Regions from separate parts of the Homo sapiens genome. Here region 1 is linked to region 2. A link is a loop called in an ENCODE intact Hi-C map of the cell type or tissue named here. Cell type or tissue: HCT116. All regions are shown on one strand. Each heading gives the region's core, and the rest is flanking DNA. Links, peaks and the distances in the headings are about the cores only. Region 1 has its middle 37 kb from the start of FAM169A. Region 2 overlaps HEXB (hexosaminidase subunit beta).

Region 1 (8,974 bases), core at 3,617-6,116, 190 kb after region 2:
ATATGTGTGCAACCACGCCCGGCTAATTTTTGTATTTTTAGTAGAGACGGGGCTTCACCATGCTGGCCAGGCTGGTCTCGAACTCTTGAACTCCAGTGATCTGCCCATCTCGGCCTCCCAAAGTGCTGGGATTACAGGCATGAGCCACTGCGCCCAGCCCTGTTCTGTTTCTTTATCTCTATTTTTTCCCCATTTACTGGAAGATAAATGGCTTCCCAGCTCTTTGACTAAAATGTTCAATTTCAGCTTCCCTAAGTTTAAATTTCCAAGTGTTCTTTCTTGGCTTTATTTTTTATTTTTTATTTTAGACTGAGTCTCACTCTGTTGCCCAGGCTGGAGTGCAGTGGTGTGATCTCAGGTCACTGCAACCTCTGCCTCCTGCATTCAAGTGATTCTCCTGCCTCAGACTCCCGAGTAGCTGGGACTACAGGCACCCGCCACTATGCCCAGCTAATTTTTGTATTTTCAGTAGAGACAGGGTTTCACCATGATGGCCAGACTGCTCTCGAACTCCTGACCTCAGGTGATCTGCCCGCCTCGGCCTCCTAAAGTGCTGGGATTACAGGCGTGAGGCACCATATCCTTGGTTTATGGATGCAAAAACTTCTGTTATTTTCCCATGGTATTATTTGCTTATAGGTTTTGTTTTCTTTTGTTCTTATTTGCTTCCATCAGGTTAATTTTTCTGCTTGTTTTGTTCTCTCTCTTCGTATTGGGATTTTACCAATTTTTTTTGTTTCTAATATGCAATATGCAGCATCCAGATGCCATTTAAATATCAATATGAATTGTGACCTAAAAAATAGGAAGAAAAAAAAGAAAAGATACTGAATGATCAAGTTCAGAGAGGTGTAATAAGAATAATATACATGTGGGAAGAATCCTATGCAATGCCATTAAAATAACTTTTGAGCCATGCAGAAAGACAATTACAATATCTTAAGAAAGCCACAAAGGTAACATCTAAACAAGGAGCAAATAGCAAGTTATAACCTATGTGAAGTAAAGTTAAAATGAAATAGCAGATTCAAATCAGACAGAAGAAGAGCTAATGTGTGACTTCAATCCAGAGAATGTGTAAGCCCACGACCAGTCCTTTTAAGGTAGAAAGCCCTATTTATAGGCTCATAATGTCTCAGTAGTGACTTATGAAAAAATCAAATTCTGAGTCTCAGCTAAAAAAATCTCTCTGGTTGATGTATAACTTCAGTAGGCTGAGATAAGGACCTCCATGTGCTTAGGTATAATTGTGTTTTTTTGTTTTTCTTAATTAAAAAAATTTATTATTATTATTTGAGTTGGACTCCACTCTGTCACCCATGCTGGAGTGCAGTGGCGTGATCTTGGCTCACTGCAAACTCCGCTTCCCAGATTGAAGCCATTCTCCTGTCTCAGCCTCCTGAGTAGCTGGAACTACCAGCATGTGCCACCATGCCTGGCTAATTTTTGTATTTTTAGTAGAGACAGGGTTTCGCCATATTGGTCAGACTGGTCTTCAACTCCTGACTTCAGGTGATCCACCTATCTCGGCCTCCCAAAGTGCCAGGATTACAGGCATGAGCTACTGTGCCCGGCCAGGTATAATTGTTTTATGGATATCATTTGACTCTGGAAAAATTAGAATTTAGCATTAAAAATAAAGTATACGGCCGGGCATGGTGGCTCATACCTGTAATCCCAGCACTTTGGGAGGCTGAGGTGGGTGGATCACCTGAAGTCAGGAGTTCAAGACCAGTCTGACCAATATGGCGAAACCCTGTCTCTACTAAAAATACAAAAATTAGCCAGGCGTGGTGGCACGTGCTTAGTCCCAGCTACTCAGGAGGCTGAGACAGGAGAATGGCTTGAATCTGGGAAGCGGAGTTTGCAGTGAGCCAAGATCACGCCACTGCACTCCAGTATGGGTGACAGAGTGAGAGTCCATCTCAAATACAAAAATACAAAAATTAGCCAGGTATGGTGGTGCATGCCTGTAATCCCAGCTACTCGGGAGGCTGAGGCAGGAGAATAGCTTGAACCCGGGAGGCAGAGATTGTAGTGAGCCAAGATCCTGCCACTGCACTCCAGCCTGGGACAGAGCTAGACTCCGTCTCAAAAAAAACAAAAAGTATATTACATCTATAATATTAATATTCTTATGTTAAGATTAAAAATACATTATTAGGCTGGGCGCGGTGGCTCACGCCTGTAATCCCAGCACTTTGGGAGGCCAAGACGGGCGGATCACGAGGTCAGGAAATTGAGACCATCCTGGTTAACACAGTGAAACCCTGTCTCTATTAAAAATACAAAAATTAGCCACGGGTGGTGGCGGGCGCCTGTAGTCCCAGCTACTCCGGAGTCTGAGGCAGGAGAATGGCATGAACCTGGGAGGCGGAGCTTGCAGCGAGCCGAGACCACGCCACTGCATTCCAGCCTGGGTGACAGGGCGAAACTCCGTCTCAAAAAAAAAAAAAAAAAAAGGACATCAGTTTTTTATTGTTGTATAACTAATTACCACAAACCCAGTGGCTTAAGTGTATTACTGCATAGTTTCTGTGGATGAGGAGTCTAGGCTGGGTCTTCTGCTCAGGCCCTTGTAAAGCTGTGCTCGAGTTACTGGTTGTATTTTGATCTAGAGGCTCAACTGAGGGAAAATTCACTTCCCAGCTCATTCAGGTTGTTAGCAGAAATCAATTCCTTGCTGTTTTGCAGCTGAGGACCCTGGCTTTTTGCTGGCTGTTGGCTGGAGGCCTGTATCAGGTTCTAGAGGCATCCACAGGTTCCTAGAAGAGTCCGCAGTTCCTTACCACACAGGCTTCTCCAACATGCCTGCTTATTCCATCAGGCCCACAAGGAGCATTTCACTTCTGTCTGCTGAAACAGAGTCTCATATAACATAACATAACATAACATAACATAACATAACATAACATAACATAACATAACAAACGTAACGTAACGTAACATAATCACAGGAGTGACATCCCATCATCTTTTCCATATAATACAACCTGATCAAGGGACTGACATCCCATCACCAGTCCTGCCAACACTCAAGGGCAGGGAGTGTGGCAAAGCATGAATACCAAGAGATAAGGAATCACGGGCACTTACCTTACAGTCTGTCTGCTAAAAAGAATGATCTGTATATGTTTGGTACTTAAAGTCCCTGTAGTGTTTAAGAAAATTTGGCAAATTGGAGTATCTAAGAGACCAGCTTTGTGGTCCCAATTTAGAATGAATGAGTAATTGATTTAGATTTGGAATTTTGAGTTGAGTTGTAAGAGAGTTTTAATAAGTTTAGAAATTATATTGGACCATTTAAAACAACTTAACATCCACCATACTTACATGTTTACTGTCTTACGAATATTAGAATTTCTAAGTACTTGAAAGGGTAGCAGCAGCCAGTCTCCAAAGATGGCCACCATCAATGCATGTTCTTCGTGTATGTGCATTCTGCTCCTGATAACAAGAAGAGGAGTTTCCTTCTCCTCTCTCCTCTGGGCTGACCTTGTAACTGGCCCTGATCAAGAGAATGTGGCAGAAGGGACATTCTGGTCATTAAGCCCAGGCCCTGCAAGGACTGATAGCTTCTACTTTCTGCCTCTTACAATGCTCTTTCTTGGAACCTAGCTGTTATGCCATGATAAAATAAATGATATACCTGATTGCAGAATATATAATGCACTCTTTTTATTTATTTATTTTTTTTTGAGACAGAGTCTTGCTCTGTCACCCAAGCTGGAGTGCAGTGGTGTGATCTTGGGCTCACTGCAACCTCTGCCTCCCGGATTCAAGTGACTCTCCTGCCTCAGCCTCGCCAGTAGCTGGAACTACAGGCCCACGCCAGAATGCCTGGCTAATTTTTGTGCTTTTAGGAGAGACAGGGTTTCACCACGTTGGCCAGACTGGTCTTGAACTCCTAACCTCAAGTAATCTGCCCGCCTCCGCCTCTTAAGTGTTGGGATTACAGGCGTGAGCCACCACACTCGGCCATATAATGAATTCTTAAAACTCAATAACAAGAAGACAAACAACCTGGTTAAAATAAATGGGCAAATTTTTCAACAGACATTACTAAAGAAGACATAGGAATGGATAAAAAGCATATGAAAAGATGCTTGGCCAGTCATGGTGGTACACGTCTGTAATCCCAGCTACTCGGGAGGCTGAGGCAGAATTGCTTGAACCCAGGAGATCCCAGTAAGCTGAGATCGCACCGATGCACTCCAGCCTGGGCAACAGAGTGAGACTTCATCTAAAAAAAATAAAAAAATAAAAAAAAGAAGAAAAGAAAAGGTGCTTAACATCATCAGTTATTAGGGAAATGCAAATTTGCAAATTAAAACCACAATGAGCTGCCTACCATTTCACACCTACTAGAATGGCTTTAGTTGAAAAGACAGACAATAACTAGTGTTCGTGAAGATGTAGAGAAAATGGAACCTTCCTTCATGGCTGAGACAAAGTAAAATGTTGTAGCTACTTTGGATAAAAGTTTGCCAGTTTCTTAAAAAGTTAAACATGTGTACTAAACATGGCTTTTTATTCTGATGTTTTGACATCAGGGGCCTTACAGATCCTGTGTAGACTGCAACTCCCAGGGCTAGCCAACACCTAGAAATAGCAAACAACTCATCTTCCATGTGCAAACCAACGAATCCTAAGCCTATTTCCTAATTACCTCCTCAGTTGAGCTCTCACACATCTTGCCACTATTCCCCTGCCCTAATCACCTCAGGGCTGGGTGCCAGATAATTACAAATATTCTCTATGCCCCAGAGTTCAGTTCAAATTGGCCAATCCTAAACCTGCTTACCTGGCCTCACCTGTTCCTGGGGAAACCAGAATAAAGGCTCTTGCTCCCGCTGTCCCGACTGACCCTGCCGCTCCCCCATGTGGCCTGGCATGGTGGAGCACACACTCTCCTGTCCTGGGAACTGTCTCAGTCTGTCTTTTCAAGAGCAGTCATCTCCTGATCTGTTGGCCTCTCCATACCTGGATAAAAATAAAATCAACATTTTAAAGCAATATGTTTACCATATGATCCAGCAATTTCATTCTTAGGTATTTACCCCAGTGAAATGAAAACATATTTCTATACAAAAATCTATACATGAATGTTCATAGCAGCATTATACGTAATAACTACAAAGTGGAAACCACCCACATATCCATCCAATGATGAATAGAGAAACAATGTGTTCTATCCATACAATGGAATACTTATTCAGAAATGAAAGGACTGAACTATTTATAAATGCTAAAACATAGATGAACCTGAAAATAATTATGAGTGAAAGGAACCAGGCACAAAAGACCACACACTGTATGATCACTTTTATAGAAATGTTCAGAAAAGACAAATCTATGGAGAAAAAAGAGTACATTTGTGATGGCCTTGGAGCTGCAGTGGGAACAGGGGTTGATTGCTAACGAGCATGATGGTTCTCTTTAGGATTATACAAATATTCATAAATATTCTAAAACTGGATTGCAGTGATGAACAGTCTGTAAGTTTGTTAACCATCATTGAATTGTACACTTAAAATAGGTGAGTTTCTTTTTTTTTTAAGATTTTCTTTTTAATTATACTTTAAGTTCTGGGGTACATGTGCAGAATGTGCAGGTTTGTTACATAGCTACATGTGTGCCATGGTGGTTTGCTGCACCCAACAACCTGTAAATTTTTTTTTTTTGAGATGGAGTCTCACTCTGTTGCCCAGGCTGGAGTGCAGTGGCACAACCTCTGCTCAACTGCAACCTCCACCTCTCAGGTTCAAGTGATTCTCCTGCCTCAGCCTCCCGAGTAGATGGGATTACAGGCACACACCACCATACCCAGCTAATTTCTGTATTTTTAGTAAAGACGGGGTTTCACCATATTGGTGAGGCTGGTCTTGAACTCCTGACCTCATGATTCGCCCGCCTTGGCCTCCCAAAGTGCTGGGATTACAGGCATGAGCCACCATGCCCGGCCAACCTGTAATCTACATTAGGCATTTCTCCTAACGCTATCCACCCCCTAGCCTCCCATCCCCCAGCAGGCCCTGGTGTGTGATGCCCACTCCCGTGTCCATGTGTTCTCATTGTTCAACTCCCACTTATGAGTGAAAACCTGCGGTGTTTGGTTTTCTGTTCCTGTTAGTTTGCTGAGAATGATGGTTTCCACCTTCATCCATGGCCCTGCAAAGGACATGAACTCATCCTTTTTTATGGCTGCATAGTATTCCATGGTGTATATGTACCACATTTTCTTTATCCAGTCTATCATTGATAGGCATTTGGGTTGATTCCAAGTCTTTGCTATTGTGAACTGTGCCGCAATAAACATATGTGTGCATGTGTCTTTACAGTAGAATAATTTATAATCCTTTGGGTATATACCCAGTAATGGGATTACTGGGTCAAATGGTATTTCTATTTCTAGATCCTTGAGTAATCACCACACTGTCTTCCACAATGGTTGAACTAATTTATACTCCCACCAACAGTGTAAAAACATTCCTATTTCTCCACATCCTCTCTAGCATCTGTTGTTTCCTGACTTTCTAATGATTGCCATTCTAACTGGAGTGAGATGGTATCTCATTGTGGTTTTGATTTGCATTTCTCTAATGACCAGTGATGATAAGGTATTTTTCATATGTTTGTTGGCTGCATAAATGTCTTCTTTAGAGAAGTGTCTGTTCATATCCTTTGCCCACTTTTTGATGGGGTTGTTTGTTTTCTTCTTGTGAATTTGTTTAAGTTCTTCGTCAATTCTGGATATTAGCCCTTTGTCAGATGGATAGATTGTAAAAATTTTCTCCCATTCTGTAGGTTGCCTGTTCACTCTGATGATAGTTTCTTTTGCTGTGCAGAAGCTCTTAAATTAGATCCTGTTTGTCAATTTTGGCTTTTGTTGCTATTGCTTTTGGTGTTTTAGCCATGAAGTCTTTGCCCACGCCTATGTGCTGAATGGTATTGCCCAGGTTTTCTTCTAGGATTTTCTTTTTTTTTTTTTTGAGACCGAGTTTCGCTCTTGTTGCCCAGGCTGGAGTGTAGCGGCGCGATCTTGGCTCACCGCAACCTCCACGTCCCAGGTTCAAGCGATTCTCCTGGCTCAGCCTCCCACCTCCTGAGTAGCTGGGATTACAGGCATGTGCCACCATGCCCAGCTAATTTTTTTGTATTTTTAGTAGAGACGGGGTTTCTCCATGTTGGTCAGGCTGGTCTCGAACTCCCGACCTCAGGTGATCCGCCCGCCTTGGCCTCCCAAAGTGCTGGGATTACAGGCATGAGCCACCGCACCCGGCCCCTCTTCTAGGGTTTTCATGGTTTTAGGCCTTGTGCTTAAGTCTTTAATCCATCTTGAGTTAATTTTTGTATAAGATGTAAGGAAGGGATCCAGTTTCAGGTTTCTGCATATGGCTAGCCAGTTTTCCCAACACCATTTATTAAATAGGGAATCCTTTCCCTATTGGTTGTTTCTGTCAGGTTTGTCAAAGATCAGATGGTTGTAGATGTGTGATGTTTTCTCTGAGGCCCCTGTTCTATTCCATTGGTCTATATATCTGTTTTGGTACCAGTACCATGCTATTTTTGTTACTGCAGACTTTTTTTTTTTTTTTTTTTTTTGAGACAGAGTCTCGCTCTGTCGCCCAGGCTGGAGTGCAGTGGCGCGATCTTGGCTCACTGCAAACTCCGCCTCCTGGGTTCACGCCATTCTCCTGCCTCAGCCTCCCAAGTAGCTGGGACTACAGGCGCCCGACGCAACGCCCGGCTACTTTTTTTATATTTTTAGTAGAGACAGGGTTTCACCGTGTTAGCCAGGATGGTCTTGATCTCCTGACCTCGTGATCCACCCACCTCAGCCTCCCAAAGTGCTGGGATTACAGGCATGAGCCACTGTGCCTGGCCTTACTGTAGCCTTATAGTATAGTTTGAAGTCAGGTAGCATGATGCCTCCAGCTTTGATCTTTTTGCTTAGGATTTTCTTGGCTATGCAGGCTCTTTTTTGGTTCTATATGAAATTTAAAGTAGTTTTCTCTAATTCTGCGAAGACAGTCAGTGGTAGCTTGATGGGGATAGCATTGAATCTATAAATTACTTTGGGCAGTATGACCATTTTCATGATATTGATTCTTCCTATCCATGAGCATGGAATGTTTTTTCATTTGTTTGTGTCCTCTCTTATTTCCTTGAGCAGTGGTTTGTAATTCTCCTTGAAGAGTTCCTTCACATCTTACAAGGGAAGAGTTACATCCCTTGTAAGTTGTATTCCTAGGTATTTTATTCTCTTTGTAGCAATTGTGAATGGGACTTCACTCATAATTTGGCTCTCTGTTTGTCTGTTATTGGGGTATAGGAATTCTTGTGGTTTTTGCACATTGATTTTGTATCCTGAGACTTTGCTGAAGTTGCTTATCAGCTTAAGGAGATTTTGGGCGGAGATAATGGGATTTTCTAAATATACAATCATGTCATCTGCAAACAGAGACAATTTGACTTCCTCTTTCCTAATTGAATCCCCTTTATTTCTTTCTCTTGCCTGATTGCCTTGGCCAGAACTTCCAACACTATGTTGAATAGGAGTGGTGAGAGAGGGCATCCCTGTCTTGTGCCAATTTTCAAAGGGAATGATTCCAGTTTTTGCCCACTCAGTATGATATTGGCTGTGGGTCCGTCATAAATAGCTCTTATTATTTTGAGATACATTCCATCAATACCTAGTTTATTGAGAGTTTTTAGCATGAAGGGCTGTTGAATTTTGTCGAAGGCCTTTTCTGCATCTATTGAGATAATCATGTGGTTTTTGTCATTGGTTCTGTTTATGTGATGGATTACATTTATTGATTTGTGTATGTTGAACCAGCCTTGCATCCCAAGTATGAAGCCAACTTGATTGTGGTGGATAAGCTTTTTGATGTGTTGCTGGATTTGGTTTGCTAGTTTTTTTTTGAAGATTTTTGCATGAATGTTCGTCAGGGATATTGGCCTGAAATTT
Region 2 (4,031 bases), core at 1,151-3,650:
GCGCCCGCCACCACGCTAATTTTTTGTATTTTTAGTAGAGACGGGGTTTCACCGTGTTACCCAGGATGGTCTTGATCTCCCCTCCTCATGATCGGCCCGCCTCGGCCTCCCAAAGTGTTGGGATTATAGGCGTGAGCCACTGCGCCTGGCCAGGAGTTGTATTTTATAAGTTGCAAAAGTGAATATTTGAGGTATTGCATTTCTTATTTTATGACCTAGTGTTTGCTCATTTTGTTCTTAATTGTGATTGGCCTATCAGTAATACTATTGACAGATACAATTCAATAGCTACTCTGTGTCTATTGTGAGCAAGTCATTGTGATTAGGTACTGCCTAAAGTATAAAAAAGGGAATGAAAGAAAACAAAAAGTGATTACAAAAAGTAGAACATGATAAGTGAATTCAAGAAATGGTTTCATAGATGAGGTAACACTTAAAATGCTTTTGAGTGATCACAGAATATATTCATGTTTCTGGTAGAGGAAATGGCATAAGGAAATGTGTGCAAAAAGTGTAAGATATGCTTGACAAGTATGTAGCTGGAGTAGAGTGTAGCAGAGTAGGAGGCATTATAGGGTGGTGATTAAGAACTTTGGCTTTGGAGCCAGACAGCTTGGGTTTGAATCTTGCTTCTGCCATTATAAACTAGGTGACCTTGGGCAAGTTACAATATCTCATCTTCAGTTTCTCCATCTCTAAAATGAGAATTAGTAGTAGCTATCATGTAATTTTTTTGAGAATTAAATAATGTAAAGCACATAGCACAGTACCAAGCATTTATAATTGCTCAATATTATTAGAGTAGACATGGGGAATAGTGAGAGGTAAATCTGGAAAAGCACATTAGCGGGCCTTTGGTGAGGAATGTGAACTTCATCAGGACACACTGGAAACCAGTGAAAATTTCTGAGCAGAGGAGTAACATGATGGGAACCACACTTTGGGAAAACCTTTGGGAAAGTGACAGATTGGAGTTCTGGACCAGGAGGGTGATAGTGGGAATGTAAAATAATGGACAGAACTGAGAGACATTCTGGAAATATCCATAGAATTTGGCAACTGATGGACTCCAGGAGAGAGGAGGTATATACTCTAGGATGACGATGGTACCCTTATTAGAATACGAAAATCAGGAGAAGCTAGAGAAGGGAGCTTAAGGACTGCAGATGTTGTTTTTTGTTAGCTTGTATTTGAAGTACAGCTAGGATATTCAGTTGTATCCAGCAGGGAATTTGAAATATGAATTGAAGCTCAAGAAAAAGCGTTGAGGCAAACTGAAGATTTGGGAGTTACTAACATTTGACATAGATAAAATCTCAGATATAATGGGAAACAAAGAGGCAAAGAGACAGGATTCAGGAAACCCTTCTTATCTGGAAGAAATTACTAGCTCTTAGTAAACATGTTCATCTTTTGTGTATAAAATCTTGTAGCTTCAATAAAATGACGTAGTAAAATCATGTGGAAAACCAGATCTTTATAATGAGTACACTTCTTTTAAAAAGAATCTTAATATTTTCTTCTAGGTCAGAAAGACCTCCTGACTCCATGTTACAGTAGACAAAACAAGTTGGACTCTTTTGGACCTATAAACCCTACTCTGAATACAACATACAGCTTCCTTACTACATTTTTCAAAGAAATTAGTGAGGTGTTTCCAGATCAATTCATTCATTTGGGAGGAGATGAAGTGGAATTTAAATGTTGGTAAGATGATTCCTTAAAACCCCTTTAAAAAAAAAAAAAAGAGAGGCTGGGTGCGGTGGCTCACGCCTATAATCCCAGCACTTTGGGAGGCAGAGGCAGGCAGATCACCTGAGGTCAGGAGTTCAAGACCAGCCTGGCCAACATGGTGAAACCCCATCTCTACTAAAAATACAAAAATTAGCTGGGCGTGGTGGTGGGTACCTGTAATCCCAGCTCCTTGGGAGGCTGAGGCAGGAGAATCTCTTGAACCTGGGAGGAAGAGATTGCAGTGAGCTGAGATCATGCCACTGTACTCCAGACTGAGTGACAGAGTGAGACTCCATCTCAAAAAAAAAAAAAAAAAAAAAAAAATGGAATAAAAAACCTGTTGCATTGAAGTAGCTGTAGAGGGCTCCACACCATAAGGAAGACTTAAGAGTAACATGCCTGCTTGTAAGGGTTTAAACTGGGCAACATGACTCCTGAGATGGTAGATTTGTGGAGAATGTACATTTTGGTATGGCAAAGTAAAGCTTGAGGAAAAACAAGATGCAGAAGAAAATGGAGATTCAAAAAAAGACTACTGTGAAATGAGAACACCTTTAGTGAAAGAGGGCAATCAATGATTAAATAGGAAAGATTTTTCAAATAAAAATTCTCTCTGCAAATAGCTTTAGATGGAGGAGAAAGGTGGTAAGGTAAAGAAAGCCATTTTTAAAGGAAATCAGCTTCTTGAAAAAATTGTTTGCAATGGATAATTAAGATAACTTGTAATTAAGTTTTTAGGCTTCTTTTTACTACCTACAAACTTTAATAGTTTTAAGTCTGCACAACTGATGTTAGGCATGTATACTGCTCTAAATAATAAACTGAGCATATCAAACTTCTAATGAAATTTTAATCACTTTTTGCTTCAGGGAATCAAATCCAAAAATTCAAGATTTCATGAGGCAAAAAGGCTTTGGCACAGATTTTAAGAAACTAGAATCTTTCTACATTCAAAAGTAAGTTGTTTGAAAGCCTATTTCTGTATTAATGCTTTTTGTAAAAGTTTATTTAGTAATGTGCTTTATTTTTTACATTTTCTCTACATCCTTTGCCTAAGTGTAGATGTGAAAAATCACTAAAGGAGGCAATACCCACTGCTTGCTTTAAATCAGTAACATGGTGACTCCAAGTATTTTCCAATAGCTGTTGAAATATAGGAAGGCAGTCATCTGTTCTAAAAACTCAGATTGGGCTGGGCATGGTGGCTCACACCTGTAATCCCGGCACTTTGGGAGGCCGAGGCAGGTGGATCACCGGAGGCCAGGAGTTCGAGACCAGCCTGGCCAACATGGTGAAATCCCATCTCTACTAAAAATGAAAAAATTAGCCAGGCATGGTGGCAGGTGCCTGTAGTCCCAGCTACTCGGGCGGCTGAGGGAGAATCTCCTGGGAGATGGAGGTTACAGTGAGCTAAGATCGCACCACTGCACTCCAGCCTGGGCAACAGAGTGAGACTGTCTCAATCAATCAATCAATCAATCCATCAATAAATATAAAACTCAGCTTGAAGCCCTGGCTACCCTGTGAAGTCTTCACTACCATCCAGCCCCTGGAATTCATTCCATTTTGTCAATTCCAGGAACATATATTTTACTATATACCTGTGCTACCCAATACAGTAGCCATAGCCACAGGTGTCTGTCCATATGTAAATTAATTAAAATTAATGAAAGTTAAAAATTCAGCTACTCAGTTGCATTAGCCACATGTCAAGTGTTCAGTAGCCAGCTGAGGCTAGTGACTGCCATACTGAAAAATGCATATATATATATATATATACACATTTCCATCCCAGGAAGTTCTACTAGACCGTGCTGCTCTAGAGGGATTGGCAAACTTTTTCTGTAAAGGGTCAGAGAGTAAAGATTTTAGGCTTCATGGGCCACATACAATTGCCCATGGACCACATACAATTTTTTTTTAACTTAAAAAAAACCTCAAATTTTAAAACTTAAAAAAAAATGCTTTACAAATATAAAAACCATTCTTAGCCCATGAGACATACAAAAACAGCCTGCAAGCTGTAGTTGCCAACCCTTATGCTGTACCATTTATTTGGCAAGCCCAGATTCCAGCCTTTGCCTGTTCAGCTTTTTGTGTGATGCATTTAAGTGTTATTTATCTGCAGAGCACCTGGCATTATGTAAATATCTGTAAATATTTGTGGATTGTCAGTAACTGTTACATGTAATTTATGTGATATGACAGGCTAGATCGTGGTCCCTACCATTTTAAGACAGCCATAAAATTGTAAGAGATTGCTGTTTGTACAATTTCCTGAGTTGCCTACCAACTCA

Evidence for each region. Peaks named below come from ENCODE experiments on the same cell type or tissue, not always from the same donor. Only the 100,000 strongest peaks of a DNase experiment are listed, where the experiment ranks them.
Region 1: it touches region 2 in a loop (10-fold over the local background); 3 of 110 quality-filtered maps call a loop at or near these places.

What each region holds. Positions count from the first base shown.
Region 1 is chr5:74,898,725-74,907,698 of GRCh38, forward strand. No RefSeq gene overlaps it. Among named protein-coding and RNA genes, the nearest start is that of FAM169A, 37 kb to the left of the region's middle. RefSeq lists an enhancer at 1,550-2,371. In HCT116, for the core only: a CTCF peak has its summit at 4,886 (motif pointing left); a DNase peak (open chromatin) is centred at 4,857.
Region 2 is chr5:74,713,984-74,718,014 of GRCh38, forward strand. HEXB (hexosaminidase subunit beta) reads left to right here. Exons shown (of 14, transcript NM_000521.4): 8 at 1,527-1,707; 9 at 2,604-2,690. Among named protein-coding and RNA genes, the nearest start is that of HEXB, 31 kb to the left of the region's middle. In HCT116, for the core only: a CTCF peak has its summit at 2,099; a DNase peak (open chromatin) is centred at 2,118.